Regions from separate parts of the Homo sapiens genome. Here region 2 is linked to region 1. A link is a loop called in an ENCODE intact Hi-C map of the cell type or tissue named here. Cell type or tissue: sigmoid colon. All regions are shown on one strand. Links, peaks and the distances in the headings refer to the core of each region. The heading gives the core; the rest is flanking DNA.

Region 1 (9,796 bases), core at 2,633-6,632:
AGAGAAGCTAAAAGCCCTGAGTTCTAGCTAAACCAAAGCAATAAGCAACCCCTCATTGGTCACCTCCTGTTCTAGCTTAGATATCGCCTAGAGACGAGCAGCACGATTTGCTGGCACCTGTACCTGTCTGCACCAAGGCTGAGACAGGTCTGAAACAAGCAGCTTGCTTATTTCCTTACCCTCTGCTTCCGCAGGCTTCCTGGGCTGGTGGGTGATGGGCTTGGCGACTTGCCTGAGCGCGGAGTAGAGAGCTGACTACCAGGGGTTCCATTAACTAGAAATACAAAGAATCACACACAGAGAAAAATGGCACGTTAAATAATTTTCATGACAAATCATCTTCTGCAAGAAATAAACAATTATATAGAGAGCCATCTACTAGAACTCTAGACACCCTTCCATATGTACACTGAGGAACAGCTTTGGGGAAGTAACCTTCAGAGAGTCACAGTTTTGTAAATCCTGTGTTTCATAGAGCAGCAGGTTACAGAATTATTTTTTAAGATGTACCTTTCACAACTTTCCTGATGAATGTATTAATGATGTCTTTAACTGTGCCAGCAGGGACTTTAGGAATGTATGGTCCTGAGACATTTTCAATGAGATTAATCCTTAACTCTTCAGTTTAGCTACCTAGTACTACCCAGCAGGAATAAATATAAGCACAGATCACCAGTGACATTCCAGTGACCTGATAAATAGATCACTGTATTTGTATAATTAATAACTCACTTCTAGAAAAATGTCCTGCATCCACCTGTGTCTTGTCCATCCCCCTAGGCTGATTGTGATGGACCTGCCTTGAACAGGACAGTCATTGGCCACAGACGCTGAGAAACTCCTCACAGTTTCTCTTTGCTGCCTTTGAAAAGAAAAACTGCTAACAAGTTCAAATCACTGGAATTCTACCCAGTTCTCAAGAGTTTTATGCACATTTTCACTAAACTGAACTAAAGCCACAGAACTCAAGTAAGCCATTCTTTTCTCTAAGTAACATCATCTCTAACAACAGATGAAACACTTAAAGACATGGTTTTATAAAGATGTATCAGGTCACCTCTATTTTACCTGTAAAAATGGCATTACAGCCCCACAGTCAGTGAAGTAGAATTAACCAGGAGACACATAGATTCTTGAGGGTGCAAAATAAATGCTTTCCACAAGGGAGAGCAGCAATGCATTTCACTTACCTTCTATGAGTTCTAACATGGACACAGTCTTAGTGTTGGACCTGAATACCAACGGCGGAATCCCGTCTCAGCACTAAGCCAAGCACCCGCGGAAATGGGAATCGGTTGGATGAGTTTAAGGATGGCTAAGGCTGCTCCCAGAGCAGGCTGAATGAGATGCAGGATTCATCAGCAGATGCCTTTTCTGCGTAAAGCTGACGTCTCCCAAGCAGCAGTGGGAGGTGCAGGTTCTGTCTTAGGCTACATCAAAGGTGTCAATTAAGCCTCTTGCCAACAGCAACCCCCATCCCGACACCACTCCCTTCCGGAAGCCCCAGTGCTGTCAGTACTTTGCACTGAATCATAATGAAGTGGCCCTGGGGGCAAGAGATCCAGTGACTCATCTGAAAATCGAAATGACAATAACTCTTCTAAAGCCTGGTGACTACCAGGTAATCAGGAAACCCTCACACAATTCAGTGGCAAGGTAGGATGTTTATTGATTTTTCGCACTTGATGTTTTCCCAAAAACTTACAACCCTGGAAAGTGGGAAGCTCCTTGTTTTGTCATCTCCTCCAAAGACCTTAAAAAATGTCACATACCCCATGCTGCATTAATTTGTAGTTTTGCTTTTGAAATGTATTTGGCAACTCCTAAAAATAGAAACCTAAAAAGCTATGAATTTTTGTTTGTTTGTTTGCAGAGAGAGTGAACTGGAAAGCTGAGAATGCTTTAATTTGCTTGCATGCCACCATCCTGTCTTTGCTGAGTGAACTTCACGCTCGGACCTCATCACATTAGACTTCCTCAGCCAGTAGCCTCTAAGGAAGGGGCTCAGAAATAGAAAAGGATTAAAGACAAGGGCAGAAGCAGAGCCTATAACTAGTAAGAAAGGGATGCCTTACTGGTTGGCTGGAGAACACATTTTGTGAATATAATATTTTCTTTACCCACCCGCATTCTACTGCACATCTTTATGTCATACGTAAAGGCTACATAGATTGGAGGGAAAAAATGAGCAAATAGGGAAGCAAACACAGTGTTAACACTTTTCACTTTGAGACTCTGATCTTATCCAGCTAATGGAAAATGAAGAAAAAGAGACAAAGGGCTCACAAGAAAACAGTCTCAGGAATACCTTGCTTTAAAAAGCAAAACAAAACAATAAAAGCCTGTAAGTATTTAGTAAGTATCCATTGTATGTGTATTTTTAAGGCATTTTTTGAAAGACATTTATTTTTATTGAAGGCATTTTTATGCACCAGTCAATGCACTTAGACCTTTTATATATGAACATATATGCATCTGTGTGCATCAGTATGTATATATATTACATCATTTAACTCACAGAATAACTCTATAAGATTGGCAGCATCATTTCCACCCATTTTACAGGTGAGGAAATTGAGGCTTACAGATGATGAGTCATTTCACAAGCAAATATGGAGCAGAGCCTAAAATCTAACCTAGGCAGTTCAAAACCTGCAGTCTTACTACTACCTTGCCTTACTGTGCCAGCCCTTTAACCTACAGGTAAACCAGAGAACTAAGCTAGAATTACAATAAAGTATTTTGAGAGGGGAAGTGAGGCAGGATAGTTAGTCAAGGAAGTGACCATGTTCTCGGGATGCAGCATTGGTGGTGACCTCACAGCCAACACAATAAGCCTTGGCATTCACATCATAAATGAGCTCATTTAAGCAAAGCTATCTTCAGGAGGGACTGTCCCTTCTCTAGGGCATGTGCATTTTGATTTTAATTGTCATCAAACTGACCCTTTGCTCATTTATAGTAAAAAACACACCCCTGGGTGGAGATTTAAGATGCTAATGAGACATGTGATATATGAACACAAACATACAGCTACAGTGCATGTGCACCCAGAGGACCACCCAGAACATGCTTACTAGCAACACCTCTTCCCAACTCCTTATGAATTATCATGTAAGACTCCCACAAAGGGGGTTTCTCTAGCAATAATCAACACTGCCTCACCCTTGCAAGCAGCCCACCCTGAACTCTCTCTCTCAGGGTATACTGTCTATTCTGCATCTAACTTTCAAAATACTCTTTTCCTTTTGCAGTGAATGACTCTCTGCCGCATCTCCTTTGCTGTGTGTCTTTTGTTTAAATTCTTTTAAACTAAGAAGACAAGAACCGAGGTATCACAACAGCCATTAACAGAAGTATTGGGTGTTGCAATTGGAATCCTAATAACCAACAGTGAGAGTTGGCCTACGCCCTTCACAGAGGGCAGTGGATACAGAAGTTAGCCTGGTGAAGCAAGGGGGGCACAATGAAGGAAAAGTGTCCTCAGCCCAGGGATCTCCTGTTTCAGGGCTGGATACGAGAAAGGAGGCCAGTGTGGTACACTGAAGAGACTTAAATAACTAAGTAAAGCAAGTATGTGGGGTTGGAGGCGGAGGAATGTCAGGAATGAGATGGAGGCAGGGGCCGCATAGTGAGTAGTGCTTTAAAATTCATGTTAGGGAGTTTGGTTTTTATCCAAAGGGCAATGAGAAGAAAAACAAAAACAAAAACAAAGATTTTAAGCAGGCGCCACAGGATCAGGCTTGCATTTGAAAATGCTCTCCAGCTCTTGCCCTGTCAAGAATGGATTAGAGGGAAACAATACTGGGTGCAAGGAGAATGTCAAGGTAGGAGAGAGTGGGGCACATTTAAGGGTCCTATGGTAGAGATGCTGACGTGGCTGATCTAGGGTAGTGTCATGGGGTGGAGGTAAACGGAAACGTTCCAGAGAAATGTAAGAGGTAAAAACTATAGAACCTGGTAATTGATTGGCTGTAGAAGATTAAGGCCAAAAGGGAGCATGTTTGCAAGGACAGAGAGTTTGGACACTTTGAACGGAAGCACCTTAGGTAACATCAGTTCTGCCATGTAAGTTGGTGCAATGTTTTCTGTTTTAGATGAAGAAACATGTTTAGTCAGGTAACTTGTCCAAAGACAAACAGCTGGAAGATGGCAGAGTTAAAGCTGGATTTCATTTAGGTCTTACTCAAAAAACTTTGCACTTTTCCCATGAGTGGCTGGTCCTGGCACCTCAGGGCATGTCCAGAACCCTCCTAGCATCTGCAGGGCTGAGGATGCCTAGGCTTCTCTCTCTACCACCGGGACACTCGGATCTGCCTCCTTTAGGCAAGGTTATTGCAATGGTAATTGTGGTTTTTGCCATTAAAAGTAAAGCAAAAACTGCAATTACTTTTGCACCAACCTAATAAAACCACTGGGCTCAGTGCTTCTATTTGCATCGCCATCTCTAGAAAAATGAAACTCAAGTGCCAGACAAGTCATTTACAATCAAATGCTTTTGGAACACAACTTGTCTGAACATTGGGAACAGCATGTACTCTTAGGGTCAGAGCTCTGTTCAGACTCTTCCTCTTGGCCATACAGAAGAGCATTAGCAACTTCTTAAAATGGTTCTTGACATCCAGAAAGCATTACACACCTTCTTGTTGAATCACTGCTGGGATAAATAATTTTCTTTCATAAATAAGTTTGACACATGTACTGAGTACACTTGGTTTTTACTCTGTAATGCCAGAAGTTTCTAAGTGCCATAACAAGGCTTTGTGACTTATTTAATAGAACTTATTAAAATTCAACTTAAAATGGCATTATTTTTTCAGAGGCCCTTATTACACAATTCTTTATCTTGAATGGGAACAATTAAACTAACACGGTTGTTGTTAAACAGCCAAGCAGGGCTGAACAATTAATTATTTCAATCTGAATCCACTAAACTCTGAATTAGTAAAGAACTCATTAGAACCGCTGCCTTTACCCAGTTCTGGTCTCCTTTGCTTTTATCTGTATAGGTACATTTTCTTATTTTAAAAAATAGGAAATGTCATCCTTTGCTGTGCTTGTTACCCTTGAATGAGAAGTGCTCAACTTCAAAATGGATCATTCACTGATACCATGATGACCAATTAACATCACTGGCCACCAAAGAGCTGTGGAAGAAATCTCACTGCAGAGCTGACTTCTATCCCTCCCGACGGTACATGACCCTCCTTTATTTCGACTCAGCTGTCACCTAAGCCTGTCAGGGATCCAACAGCATATACCGGTCACAGCGCATTGTTGAATAATACTCCTCAGGAAGTGTGCAGATCCACCTTTTCCTTCATCATTTCAGACAGGTGAACCAACTCTTCTTCACTAACTGGAGCCACGAGTCCAGGGCCCTAGATATCAACCTATCAGCACACGTAGTGTACACTTAGTACATGCTAGATTCTTATTGCTCCCTGTCCCCAAGATGCTTATGATTAAACATCAAAGTTACTTTAAAAAATCTAGAATTTGGAAATACTTGGCTTAATTTACAAATTCATTGCCCTTTTAAATGACTTTCCACGCATATGTAGGTTAACACTTCTTTTTGCAGTCGCGTTCCTAAAAGTCTCAGACACCAAGTGAAAGCTGAATGTTAGTAAGTGTCTCAAATTGGTTCTGAAGTTAGAGAAATCTCCAAGCGAGACTATCTAATTAAAAGATGTGCAACTTTTTGGACGTGAAATCCACCTTACTGTTTCCCTGTCTTCTTTTAGCACTTAAGGAGGCTCATTTATTTCTGGTGCTGCACTTGTCAAGATTTGGGGAGAGAATGTGTTTGCATATATGTGTGTGTCCTTGGGTTTGGGGGTGGCGATTCAGGCACGCTGCCAGGGAGATCTGGCTTCCTGCCTTAGACTCTCCTTTACTCCCTAATCATGGTGTAGGCTGTTCATTCCCTAAAATCTCTTTCTCAGCTTTTGTTCCTTGCTTGCCACATTATTGAGAAGGAAAAAAAATGCAGGGGGTGGGGGGTGCATAGGGAATCAGTTGAGACCAAGAGAAAAGAGACAACTACCTAACAGAGGGAAGAAGACGTACTTTTTCCCTAATTTTAGCTTCTTGGGTGCTCACCTCATAGGTGAGGTGGAGCTCTGATTTTCTCCATGTCTGTTTCCTCTTCTTGAACTGAGACAATGGGTCCAATTCAAAGAAACCATCTACTGAGAATAATGGGAAGGAGGGGCCCCAGGAACAGAGGAGAGGGAGACAGGGACACAGCTCTGTGAATTAATTTTTTAAATAAATACTTACAAAGGCTCCAAACCTCAGGAAATTTAGGCAACAGCTCCTAGTGTTTCTCAATTCATTCATGTGGTCAACATTTACCCAGTAGTTACCATGAACTCACAGTCACTGTAGAATGCACAAAGAACCCCTGCTCTCAGACTTTACAACTGAGCAAGGTGGTGCAACGTGTCATCTGTGAATCAGCTGCTGCAGTACTGCAGGGCTGGGGAAGACCCTGGACAGCGAGGTGATCCGGGAAAGTGGCAGAGGTCTGCAGGGCCAAATTGGGTGAGTGGGCTTTAGACAGCTGAAGAGACAGAGGAAGACATTCTAGCTAGGCCAAGTGAGAGGAATAAAGGGATGAGGTGGAAAAGCCCAAGCTGGGGACAATTTAAATTTGTTTCTAGGATGGAGCATGGGTCCAGAGAAGAAATGGGGGACATGAGTGGAAAGGAAGATGTCCTTCACTTGAGAACAAGTTCAGACTTTATTTGGCACACAACAGGTGATGGCAGCAGGTTGGACATTGGTGCCCAGGGCAGATGTAAGATAAAGTGGGAGGACACCAGCCAGCAATGGCATCACCATAGGGAGAATGGTGACCCACTGAGTGTGGACAGGGTGGAGAGAAAAGAGTTGGTGATGATTTGGGGTACAAGAAAAAAAATTTAATTAAACAATAAAAAAAGACCAACTAGAGTCCTGTGATGTAAAATTAGGAAATTTTTGGATCTGATCCCTATCAGCTGGGATCCAAGAACAGGCTATGGTCATGATAGGGGAATTGGGGACCACAAGCACCAAGGGTCAGGGTGGATGAGGGTCCTGGGGTTGATCCCTACCAACCAATCGCTGCAGGACAGCTCCCGCTAGAGTAAAGCCTGGAGCCAGCCTGGGAAAGGACCCACGGTGACCACCAAAAATCACACTCCCAGACCAGGTCCCCCTGCCATCTGGTATTGCCCATTCCTTCATAGGCCACAGTGGTGTCCTCACTGCTGAATCCTACGATCCCCATTCAGTTCTCATGCTACCTGACATCTCAACATCAAGCATTTCTGCCCCGTCCTTCATCTCAAAACTTTCTGCCCCTTTGACTTCTGTCCCTGTACTCTTACTGTTCTTCCCTGCTTCTGCTGATTGCTCTTAGAAATGCAGACTTCTGGCCAGGCACAGTGGCTCACGCCTGAAATCCCAGCACTTTGGGAGGCCGAGGCAGGTAGATCACGAGGTCAGAAGATCGAGACCACCCTGGATAACATAGTGAAACCCCGTCTCTACTAAAAAAAAAAAATACAAAAAATTAGCCAGGCGTGGTGGCGGGCACCTGTAGTCCCAGCTACTCGAAGGCTGAGGCGGGAGAATGGCATGAACCCAGGAGGCGGAGCTAGCAGTGAGCGGAGATTGCGCCCACCGCACTCCAGCCTGGGTGACAGAGCGAGACTCCGTCTCAAAAAAAAAAAAAAAAAAAAAAAAGAAATGCAGACTTCCCTCCCCCATGCATGGTTCCATTTTCATCTTTACAAATCTCTTGTTGAGGCAGCGGGGAGGTACCTTATGTTTCTATTATTCAAATCACTACAATATACCAGGGTCTCCCAAATATATATTGTTAGCGCAGATCTCCTGACTTAGAACAGTTATTTATTTCCAATTGCTTACAGACATTTCCAAATCGCCTCACACTCCACATGTCTAAAACGAAACTCATTCCTTACCTCTCCTCATCCAACAAACCTGCTTCCTATCTCTGATCCCTCTCTCTTCTTCTAGCCTCACATCCAGTTAAATTTCTGGTTTCATTTCCCTTTGAGGTCTCCCCCAGCTCTTTCGGTTCTGTCTTGACAATTTCATTCCAGGATGACTACAATGGCCTCATAGAGCCTTCCTGGCCCTTGGCCTTTCATGTGTAGCAATTTTTTCCACCGCCATGCCACTGTTTCCAAAACTCAACTGCGATCTTTCATGGCACTGTGAAAAATCCCCTTTCACTTCATAATACCTACAATCTACAGCACAAACATACTTCCACGACCCTGTGCAATTTGACCACAACCAACGGGGCTACCACCATCTTTCCAACTCTTTCTTAGAATTCTATCCTGCATTTTTATTGAACAAGCAACTATTCCCTAACTATGCCATATAGTTTAATGTCTTTGTGCCTTAGCTCACACTGGGAGGGAATGTCCTCCTGGCCCTTTTTTACATCCAAATTTATAAATCCTTTTCTCTTGGAAGAGCTTTCTGACCCTATTAATGAGATCTAACCTGTTTCCTCTAGGTCATCACAGCACTTATTACACTATTATAGTTACATGCATACAGTCAAGTACCACAAAACAATGTTTTGGTCAACAAGGGACCATATATCCGATGGTGGTCCCACAAGATTACAATTCTGTATTTTCACTGCACCTTTTCTATGTTTACACCTGTTGAGATGTGCAAATGCTTATCATTGCTTACAATTGCTAGGATATTCAGTACAATAACATACTGTATAGGTTTATAGCCTAGGAGCAATAGGCCATACCACATAGCCATGTGTGTAGCAGGCTATACCATCTAGGTTTGTGTATGTACACTCTAGGATGTTCACACAATGGCAAAATTGCCTAATAACACATTTCTTGGAACACATCCCCATCATCAAGCAACACATGGCTGTATATGTTTCTCTCCCTACTATAATATAAGCAACTTGAAGGCAAGGACTGTGGTTTAATCATCTTTGCACCCTTGGGACCTAATGCATGTCTGGAACACAGTAGATACTCAGGAAATATTTAATTAACCTGGGGCATTAACTGTGAGAAATTTATACAAGCAGTTGATGTAGGTTGCTGCCCCCAAGTAGACAGTAAGTCAAGATAATGGTTAAAGGCTTTGAAGAGTATCTTTGGAGGTTCTGCTGGGGTGAACACTAGGAAGAATTGGTGGGTGCAGAGAAAGGAGAAATGGAAGGAGGGATGAGCCTTACATGCAGCCAGAAATTCCAAAGACACAAGGGATGAATCACCAACCTCTCGATTTTCTTGATGCATTTTGTTCTCAACAATTTCCTTGGAGCTCCAAAGCAAAAAAGATTCTCCATAGACTGTATAAGGCTGAATTCTCTACACTAAAGGAAAAGACTGAACTCAAAATTAATAGCTGGCAATCTGCCTTTGAAGGTGTTTGATATAAATCAAAAGAATTTGACAAACTGGACTAGTAGTGAGCTGATTAGAATTCTCTTCACTTCCTCAGCTTTGATTCTTATCTGCATATGTTGCATAAAATATTTTTATAGAACTGTAAAAAAGTAAAATTTAAATAGCATGAATAAAAAGACTTCAGGATTTCTGGAGTAACATAGAAGTAAGTTTTAAGGCTGGGTGTTCAGAATGGTGCTTCGTCATGGTAGATGCTCATTAACTGAGCCATTTGGGTTTTCCTTCTTTCAAATGTTTGCCCTTGCATCTCCAGCACCCAACGTTGCCGGTCCACTATAGATTCTCAATGCATACTGAATGAATGAATGGTTGTTGCC
Region 2 (9,796 bases), core at 3,643-7,642, 78 kb before region 1:
ATGAAAGGTGATGAAGTTGTCAGTCAGACATGGAAACGGAGCCACGGCTCATCCTGTTCTTTTAGCACCTCCTCACTCTAAATGATCTTATTATCTGTTGATGAGGGAGTGTGGCTGAATTTCTGGGAAGGATTGGTTTAATTTTAATGAAACCAATGCCTGAAATTGAACACTGCTTTGAATGCAATTAAACCAAGTGGAAACCTTCCCACGGATTTCACTTTACAAAGTTCATTTTCATCATAGTATTTGGTAATTTATGAAACTGAGATTCAATTTTGTAGGTATTCCAACTCCCAGTCTCTATGCCTCAATTTCCTGAGGAGACCTCCGATGATTCCCCGGATGTGTTATCTGCCTGTAGCTCTGGATGTTATCATGACATCAGAATGGGGGACAGCATGACTTCATCACAGATTTAATGGGTGTGGGGGAAAAATGGGGTCATTACAGAGAAACCTTACACAGAAAGCAGAAGAGTAGGTATGAGGTCTGAAGAAAAATATAGAACACATATAAAAGTTGAAGGCGTTCTTATTTGAAAATCCCCCTTAAAAAGGATGTAGCCTGGAGGTTATTCTGCTTTTAAGAGATTACTTTTCTTCTACAGGGATATATGCCACCATTTTTCCTCTTGAAAATTTACTGTTAGCTCCTTCAAAGAACAGAGATAAATTTACAGCCAGCCTGGTTCTGAGAACAAAGTGAAAACTAAGCCCCTCATACAATTGCAGTATAGCATTAGGGCAATCTTAGATCTAAAATAGGCCAATCAAAGTTCCAAAATGAAGTAATAAAGAGATAAAGAGAGGCAGTGTGTAGAACCAGTACAGTAAATGGCTTCGTTAGGCTGAACTGCTCTACTTCAGAAACTATCCACACACTGAATGAACAGGGTTACAAACCAATGAGGAAGATAAACTTCAATAATTCACTTCTTGTCTCACTAGATTGTTAATACAATGATTCAGTAACTGGTCTGTTGAAACGTCTACCTTTGATTCTTGTTGAATTTTTAAGGATCCTCATATAGTTCTTAGTCTTAAACCTATTGATTTTATGATATTTTCAGTATCATAAACCCAAATTCCTAACTTTATTTAAAACATTGTAAAGTTACGACACATGGTATTTTGCTTTCAAAGCAAACTGAAATGTTCTGTTTGTGTAGAGTTGAATGTTTGTAAAAAAAACAGACGTCTATTTAGTCTGTCTTACATAAAAAGCATTTTGTAGTTAATCCAAAAGTAATATAAACACCTCTTGGCCATAAAAAATCTTTCTATTTCTACCTCCTTGAGAAAGAAAAAAGTCATTGGCATTGGAATGAATTCTGACTTGTGAACAGAGGCAGTCAGATGTGGGGAAGAAAAGCACATCAGGTTTGTGGTCAGGGATTTTGCGTCCCACTCTGTCCATTGCTGACCATCCACCCAGGTTTCTCATCTTTTAAATAAGAAGCACCTTTCCACTCTCACAGAGTTGCTGTAGGTAGAAATGGATGTGCAAATGCTTTCTAAACAGCCAAGACTCCCAGAAATGTAAGGTGTTCTTTTGTTTACAATTTGATGTAAGACACTGTTTTAAAATCAAGTAACTGCAGGTCATAGAAAAGCAATGTGCACAAAGCTCACATTAGAATTTAACTCAGTACTTTCCCTCTTTCCTTCAGTTTCACTGGCACCTTCTTGATATTTACTTCATTTCCCCATTATCCACTCAATACTTCACACTCTTGGCTGCAGCCACTGAAATACACCATTCTCCACAAATACTGTAATTCAGTTTATGCAGAAGCTGGTGGCACTTAATATTGAGCCCATGCTTGGATGGTCCCCTCACGCTCACTTTCACCTTCATTTCTGCAAATCCTTGTAAGAACAATTATATTCTCTTCCTTACTTGTCCTGCCTAGAAAGCCCTTCCCCTGTCCCTGTTGAAGTAGTCAGTTCTGGCCACTCCTACAGATTTCCCTACTCAGCAGCTTTCTAAATGTTCACCTTTGTAGATAAGACCTCATGCACAAATGCTCCTGAGCTTTCAGGTGCATGGATCCCCAGGATCCTCATGACACGTATTCTTGGAAATATATCACGGTCATGGGCATGTGTCATGAGTGGTTCAAGGTTGTCTCTATTGGATTTGCAGACTCTTAAAGTTGAATGAGGGTTTATAAAGCATTTTTGTCCAATGTTCTGTCTTTACAGGCAGGGAAACTGAGACCTAGGCATGTGGAGAGACTTGCCCATGTGCATTGCTAACTAGGAACAGAACTCAGTCTTCTCCTGTGCAAAGCCCAAGCAGTTTCTTCCCATTTACTCTGAAGTTTATTGAAATGATAAATTAAAGTCACTGCACTCCCAGCAGCTCAACCCTTCTCTGTTCCCAGCCAGCATGAGCTAGGGAAAGACATTGGCCACAGGTAGTATCAAAGACCAAAAGACAGTGGCTTCTCCACATTGATGATCAGAGAAACTTCTCTTTGTAGAGCAGATAGGATCCACCATGTACACAATCCCGTGTACACATTCTGAATTTTGATGCTCATAAATTCCTAAGGAGACCTGAGTCTGATGACAGAGGTGCAGTTTTCCACCCCTCAGGTCCTCATAATATTCTCAAACCAGCATTGAGGATTCCCAACTGACCTGCTCTCAGAGATGTTCCAGAGGGTGTCTCTGACTACAGGTCTCTCCTTCTGGGCCCCCGCCCACTCTGCTTAGAGAAAGTATTTTAGGAACTTCTTCCTTCTCTGTTTCCATGACAGTCTAGTACCATTATCGTTGTTCATCCTGCCTGCACCATAATTGATCCTAATTAACTGTTTTCCCTACCACTTTGTAGACTCTTTGGAGGACCAAGGTCAAGCGTTGGACATCGTCTCTGTGTTTTCCACAGTTCACAGCACACAGTAGATATTCTACGAACTTTGTGGCATTTGAAAGATGGGAAAGTATAATGGAAGTGATCTGTTTCTCTCTCTTCAAAAACTTTGTGGCTTTTGAGATATGAGAAAGTACAATAGAGGTGATCTGCTTCTCTCTGGAGCACCCACCTTCCGGTCCATTCTGCACACAGCTGTCAGGTCAATTTCTACAAGGTCCAATTTATTTACAGCTCCTCATAAAGCCCAATTCCTTGTCCCAGCCTTTGCAATGTGCTTCCAATAAAAACTTCCAGGGTGTATACCTATTATTACTCAAAATGATCCTATGGCATCAGTAGACTCATTGTCTTCCTTTACTGGACACTTGATTTTCAAGCACAGCATCTGTTTACTCTGCCTATGGTTAACTATACCTTAATTTCCCTTTGCATACCTCCTCACTCCCACATTCCATGATCCTGATGAAGTTGACCCTACTCCTATCTCTGGGAGTAGGGTTGGGGTGGGCTTGTGACTCAGGAGTAAGCCTGAGTTTACTGCATTCCCCAATACCCATGAATGGCCCAAGATGGGCACCCGACCCCATCAATAGGACATGGTAAGACTTTTGCTGGAACTTCACATTTATAATGAATCCCAATTTTGAGAGACTGGCAGGCCTGGAGCTGCTTCTCCCATCCTGGGAACCATGTGAAGTCCAACACTAAAGCCAACACAGGGAGGCAGGGTTGGAGGATGTCAAGAAACCAAGCATTAACTGAGTGCTGGATCCATCCATCACTGAACTCAGACTCAACCTGTGAATCTTTCAGGCTATGTAAAAGAATACATTTCCTTTTTCACTTAAGCCAGTTTGGTTTTGGTTTTCTTCACTTGCCATAAAAACAGTCCAAACTGATGTATCTCTGAATGTACTTTAATCATTCTCACATCTACCTCTTGGTTCAAGGTACTCGCCAACATGAAATTACCTCTCTTTCTCTCTCTGCCCACTCAAATTTATTTATTTATTTATTTTTATTTTCTCGGAGTCTCACTCTTGTTGCCCAGGCTGGAGTGCAGTGGCACAATCTTGGCTCACTGCAACCGCCACCTCCCGGGTTCACAGGCACCCACCACCACACCTGGCTAATTTTTGTATTTTCAGTATAGACAGGGGTTCACCATGTTGGCCTGGCTGGTCTCGAACTCCTGACCTCAGGTGATCCACCTGCCTCGGCCTCCCAAAGTGCTGGGATTACAGGTGTGAGCCACTGCGCCCGGCCAATTTATTTATTCTTGAAGACTTGATCAAATTTTACCACCTGTACCATATATTTTCTTCCTAAACTCCTTAGGCAAGAATTGTTTTGACCAAACTTTTGGGAATTAATTGCACACTGACCTTCTATTATTTTTCTTTGCATATTCCCCAAATACCTTGCCAACTACTCTATGGTAGAATTTGAAACTTCTTTGCATTTTCCAGATGATTAGTAGACTGTGGCACACATATTAAGTGTGTATTAAACATTTCTTAGTGAATACGGCATTATTTTAGGGGACTATATACTTTCTGAATAATAACAATAGCAAAAAATAGAATTCAAAGCAACTCCAACACAAAAAAGAAGTAAAAAGTATTAAGAGTCAATATTTAAGACTATAACTTATGCTTCAAATATGACCAAATTCTTATGTCAGATAAAGTTAAAATTCTCTTATGAATTCACTCATCCTACAAGCATTTATTGTGGTCTAATTTCTTATCATACTAAACACTGTCATGTATGATGTTTAGAAGTTTGTGGCTACAAAATTAACTTGACTCTAAAATATATGCAGTTCATCTTTTCCAATTGAATTCTGTAGCCCATATATGCAGTTTGGGACAGATGAAGTTACCAAGGAAATAGCACTGTAGGCTAATATATAATTTTTACAAGGTATACTCATAAAACATGTAATCCAATTGAAAATTTCTTCCCCGCCCCTGAAAAAAAAAAAAGCATTTGAAACATAATTTGTTCCTCTGAAATCCTGCATCACAACTTCAGAGTGTGAGCCCTTTCAACCATTTCTAAAAGGCAGCTTTACTATTTTTTTAGGCAGGGGAGTCCTCAAGAGTCAACTTGATTTTGTGTGTGTGTGTATGGCTAGCTTTACTCTTTATCAATCACAAAAAAATCCCCAGACATCAAGCAAATAGGGTCTCTTCAGAACGCCTATTTTTGTAAATTAAGTATGTCCTCAGGTATAGGCTTGAGGCTCCATGAACACTTAAGAGTTCCTAACAGATTTATTATTTTATTAGTTATTTTGTTCACAGTTTGTAGCTTTGTTGGAACCTACATGAATAGGCTTGCAGTAGAATTCCCAAGTGTTTCCTTAGTAAGTTACCACTTCACTAAGAGATCCTAAGAGACTCTGAAGAGTGCATTATCACATTTTGGTGCTAATTATCACAGGTTAGAGGTAAGCAAGAAATCTCTTGAGATTCTGGAGTTGACCAGTGGTAACCAAGGATGCAGCTCTAACCTAGTTACTTCAGATATGTGCACAATAGTGACTGCCATGCTGGGTACTGGGTGAGAGCTGAGTAATGATGGCTTGGGGGAAGCTGGTAAAGAGAGAACACATGGTTGATTAAATAAAATGGTATAGAGAAATGGACTAATATAAACCTGCCCTATCCAGAAGAAACACCGCATATTCCTACCACAATCTGTAAGCCCTGGCTTATCACAAAGCCCTTAGCAGATGCTAGATCAAGTGTGAAAGCAGAGGAACGGTAAAATAATGCCAGCTATCTCAGCAACTCAGGTGGCTGCACATGTGGTAGCTGAAAATCTTAGGGAAATCCATCCCCATCGTGTTGGTGCCTGCCGTAACACCAGGCATACATAAATAAAAGACAGTGCTTGCCTATTATCAGATTTATTCCCATAAAGGATACATCTACTGAATTTGGCCTGTGGCCTCTTCTGTTACAATGAAATGACAGTATCCTCCACATGTGCTCAGATAGTTTAAATCCTTCGTTCTGACATTAAATTGGGAAAATCAGTATAAAGACATATGAACTACCCATCTGGTATGTCTAACGTTAAAGGAAAAACATAGCATAGAGGAGGAAGGTCAGGAATAATCAAGAACATGAATTGAAGCATTAGCTTAGGTTTTGCCGGTCTGAGTCACCCCACGTCTCTATGCTTGTCTTGTCTGGTAGCTTAAGTTTAATCCCCTTGGAAGCAGCAGTAGGTGGAAGTCAGGAGAATTAGCTTTTTGTCCTAGTTCAGCTAATTATGTGACCTTGGACATGTTTTCTAACCACATCGAGCCCCAATTTCCAGGTCCATAGACTGAAAGGGGGTTATTGTGCATAATCCCTAGGGAAACTTTCACCTATGAAATTCTATGAATATTCTTAATATCACCATCAATCTACTTAATGGGTTATGTTTTTCTCTTAGCAAACAATAGGCCTTACAGTCTATGGACCAAACATGTTTCTGTTCCGCAATGCTTGCAGGATTCACAAGAGATGTACTCACTTTCATTGTGAGGCAATGGTTTCTGTCATGGCAGTAATTATTGGATTTAAGTAACTGCATTTTTCAGAGGCAAACATTGACTGCTTTTCCTTTTTTGCTTTTCTTAATTTATTGCTAGCCATCACATATAGTCTTCATTTCATTAATAAAAGAACATTATTGTGCATTTTGCCTTTTAGCCCATCCATTATTCATGCTACCTAGGAGACTGAACTGGGGATGCAGCTGCTGGGACATTAATCTCAGGAACCCTTTCTTTTGCTTACCCTTACTCTGTGGGGACTACATTACGATTTGCTTGTCAGTTTGGAAATGTTTTGCTTGCTAGTAAAATTAAACTGACAAATCGATTGAAATATCCACCCTCCTCATTTTATTGGGCTTACTCTCAGGCTTATTGCAGTTCTGTTTTGTTTTGCTTTCATATCCTTTTGAGGTCTTGCCAGAAATGACACAGTATCTGAAGACAGGGCATGGCTTTTCTTAAAGATGACCATCAAAATGGCAAAAGGAGGCCTTCTTGGGATGCAACTGAGTAGCCTTCCAAGCTGCTTACTTTCTTGGCAAGACTATCTTAAATATTATTCCCCATTTTCCTGGGAGAGCTGACCTTATGCTTCTGCACTACTAATCTTAAACATAGGCTTCTCCTGCTGACCTGGTTCTTAATAGAGTCTTAAATTGGCCTAGCTCTGCAGTGGGTTTCTGATGGCCTCCCATCAGACAGTTAAAATTACAGCCAATTGGTGGCGGTTGAGCTCAGGACAAAATTTGTGTGCTTCCTCTGCCCGACAGCCCCTGATTTTCTTATAGGAGCCCAACCTCAGCGGAATTGCCATGTTTGTTCTCCATCATATCAGTAAACTAAACATGAACCAAAAGCACAGTCTGCCTTAAGAAAATCTATGAAAATTTAGTGCCTACAAAGCAAGTAAGTCAGGGATAGTTCCTTTAATTGCAGAAACCATTTTAACCTTGCCAAAAAGCTTAGTCCTGGATTGCTAAAAGTGGGATGTTATTTTAGAGCATCTCATATGTGATTTGATTGCCCAAACTTTGATGTATCCCAAATTCTTCAAAAACATGTCTATCCTGAAAAAATCAGTGAAAAAATGGTCCCTTCTTCGGAGAGTTCAATCATTTATTTGTTAACTTAACAAATATTTATTGAAGGCCTCTTCTACTAGGCAGTGGAGACATAGTTTTTAACAAGCCCTAATCCTGTTCTTGTGGAATTTGCATTTGTACAGATGGTGCCTTTTAATTTAGACATATTTTCCCCCTAGAAAGGGTGTTGGAAAACTCTTCTGGAGAGGGCCAGATAGTTAATACTTTAAGTTGTGCAAGCCACATGTTTCTCTGACTCAACTACTCAACTCTGCTGCTGTAGGGCAAAGGCAGCCATAGACAGTTTGTAAATGAATGTGTGTGACTGTGTTCCAATAAAACTTTATTTACAAAAAAAGGAAGTGGGCTAGATTTGGCCCATTGGCCATAGTTTGCCAAGCCCTGTCCTAGAGGATCACATTTTAAACTTATACTTCATCAGAATTTTTGGCTATAGCTACTTCAGGTAAAACATAATGCCGCAAATGCTCACAAGAAATATAAACATATACATTACTGAGCGGTTTACTCTAATCAGAGCATTAAAACAGTTTATGATTCTACTTTAGTAACAAATGCCTCTCTCTGGAGAGACATCAGTTTTCTCAGGAAAATCTGTGGAGTGGGTGATTTGCTCTTGGAAGTGAGGGAAACAGAAAGCAAATTTTTTTTTTTTTAGTTTCTTCTTTGGGCTGGGGTGTGTGAAAGCACTTTTGCACAAGCAGCTAATTTAATTCTCACCACAAATTTGGAAGGTGGATAACACTCTTCACCTTTTCGTAGGTGTGGAAAATCAGACAGAGAATGTAACTCGCCCAAGGTTACTGCAGGAAATGGGGCGGACTAGATCCAAACCCAGGGCTTCTTGACTCCAAAGCCACACTCTCTCTGTACACTGGGCTGCCAATCTTTAATTAAGTTAATTGAATCTCAATCTCCATGACTTTTTTTTGAGACGGAGATTCGCTCTTGCTGCCCAGGCTGGAGTGCAGTGGTGTGATCTCGGCTCATTGCATTTCCGCCTCCCGGGCCCAAATGATTCTCCTGCCTCAGCCTCCTGAGTTGCTGGGATTACAGGTGCCCACCACCATGCCCAGCTAATTTTTTGTATTTTTAGTAGAGACGGGGTTTCACCATGTTGGCCAGGCTAGTCTTGAACTCCTGACCTTAGGTGATCCACCCAACTCGGCCTCCCAAAGTGTTGGGATTACAGGTGTGAGCCACCGCGCCCAGCCTCCAAGACTGTTTAATTTCTAAAAGTGTCATGTGTCTGACATATATTTGAGAATTGTTTATTTCAGCCTATGAATACTTACACCCTTTCTTAGCAAAAGGTGTGTTGATACTTATAATTACGTTCTTTATGTATGATTTCCTGTGCATTTATACCTCATAAAGCCTCTATCCTCTCAATGAACCTCACTAAGGAGCATTCACAAAGTATGGCAGGAATGAATATGTAGAAAAGAGCATAGATGTTTACTTTTAAGTCAAAATGAGGGAAAGAGATTCTGAGGCAAGGGCAGAATAAATATGATACTACACAATTTTCAGTCAATCTAGAATCATCAGGAATCTTAGGAAAATGTTAAAATCTCTCTTCAGTTTACACTCAATGATTAAGACTTGGAATGCCATGACATTTTCTCATTTTTAGTAATAAGTAAGCTAAATTTTAAAAAGACTTATATGTCATTGGAATCCTCTCTTAAGGGGCCTCTGAAAACAAAATAAAAGAAAATAAAACCTCAGTGAGCAACCTGTTTGAGTTGGGAAATGTAATGCAGATGTTTCACCATTCCCATGTTCTTTCCAATGACCCTTGGTGACCTTCACGCCACAACAGGCATAGTATCACTCATCTTTTGAGCCTATGGCCTAATAGCTCATGCTTGGGTACAAGGTACAACTGCAAGACCAATCCTAACTACTTTCCTGAGACTTCTCTCTAATCACAGTTTGAGTGGTTTTGAAGTTTAAATCTATGACTTTTCGATGTGTTAAACTGAATCCCCCAAATTCTGTGTTACAGAGGGAGCCTCTGGAGTGGGTGGAGCATCTGCCCTGGCTGCCAACCATGCTCTGGCTGTCCCCGGGGACAGCGTTCTCACTCTGCAGAGCAAAGCCAGGACAACTAGCCACCGAGCAACCTGCAATGCATTGCAACTTGCTGTGTACATTTGGCTGCTTCTGGCCGAGGCGGGCCCTACATCCCTTCTCACACCACACGGAGGTTCCTCCCTGGCTTCCAGGGGAACAGTTTTCTCAA

Evidence for each region. Peaks named below come from ENCODE experiments on the same cell type or tissue, not always from the same donor. Only the 100,000 strongest peaks of a DNase experiment are listed, where the experiment ranks them.
Region 2: a loop joins it to region 1, with 7 times the contacts of the local background. A loop is called at or near these places in 1 of 110 quality-filtered maps.

Annotation. Positions count from the first base shown.
Region 1 is chr13:35,854,320-35,864,115 of GRCh38, forward strand. It overlaps DCLK1 (doublecortin like kinase 1), which reads right to left. Exons shown (of 17, transcript NM_001330071.2): 6 at 180-274. LOC105370163 (a long non-coding RNA gene) reads left to right here and starts at 3,746. Exons shown (of 3, transcript XR_941855.3): 1 at 3,746-3,827. RefSeq lists enhancers at 676-1,549, 1,006-2,205, 1,550-2,422, 3,157-3,696, 4,239-4,778. In sigmoid colon, for the core only: no CTCF peak of the experiment used is centred there; a DNase peak (open chromatin) is centred at 4,560.
Region 2 is chr13:35,775,124-35,784,919 of GRCh38, forward strand. All of the region lies in intron 16 of DCLK1 (doublecortin like kinase 1), which reads right to left. Among named protein-coding and RNA genes, the nearest start is that of LINC00445, 82 kb to the left of the region's middle. In sigmoid colon, for the core only: no CTCF peak of the experiment used is centred there; no DNase peak of the experiment used is centred there.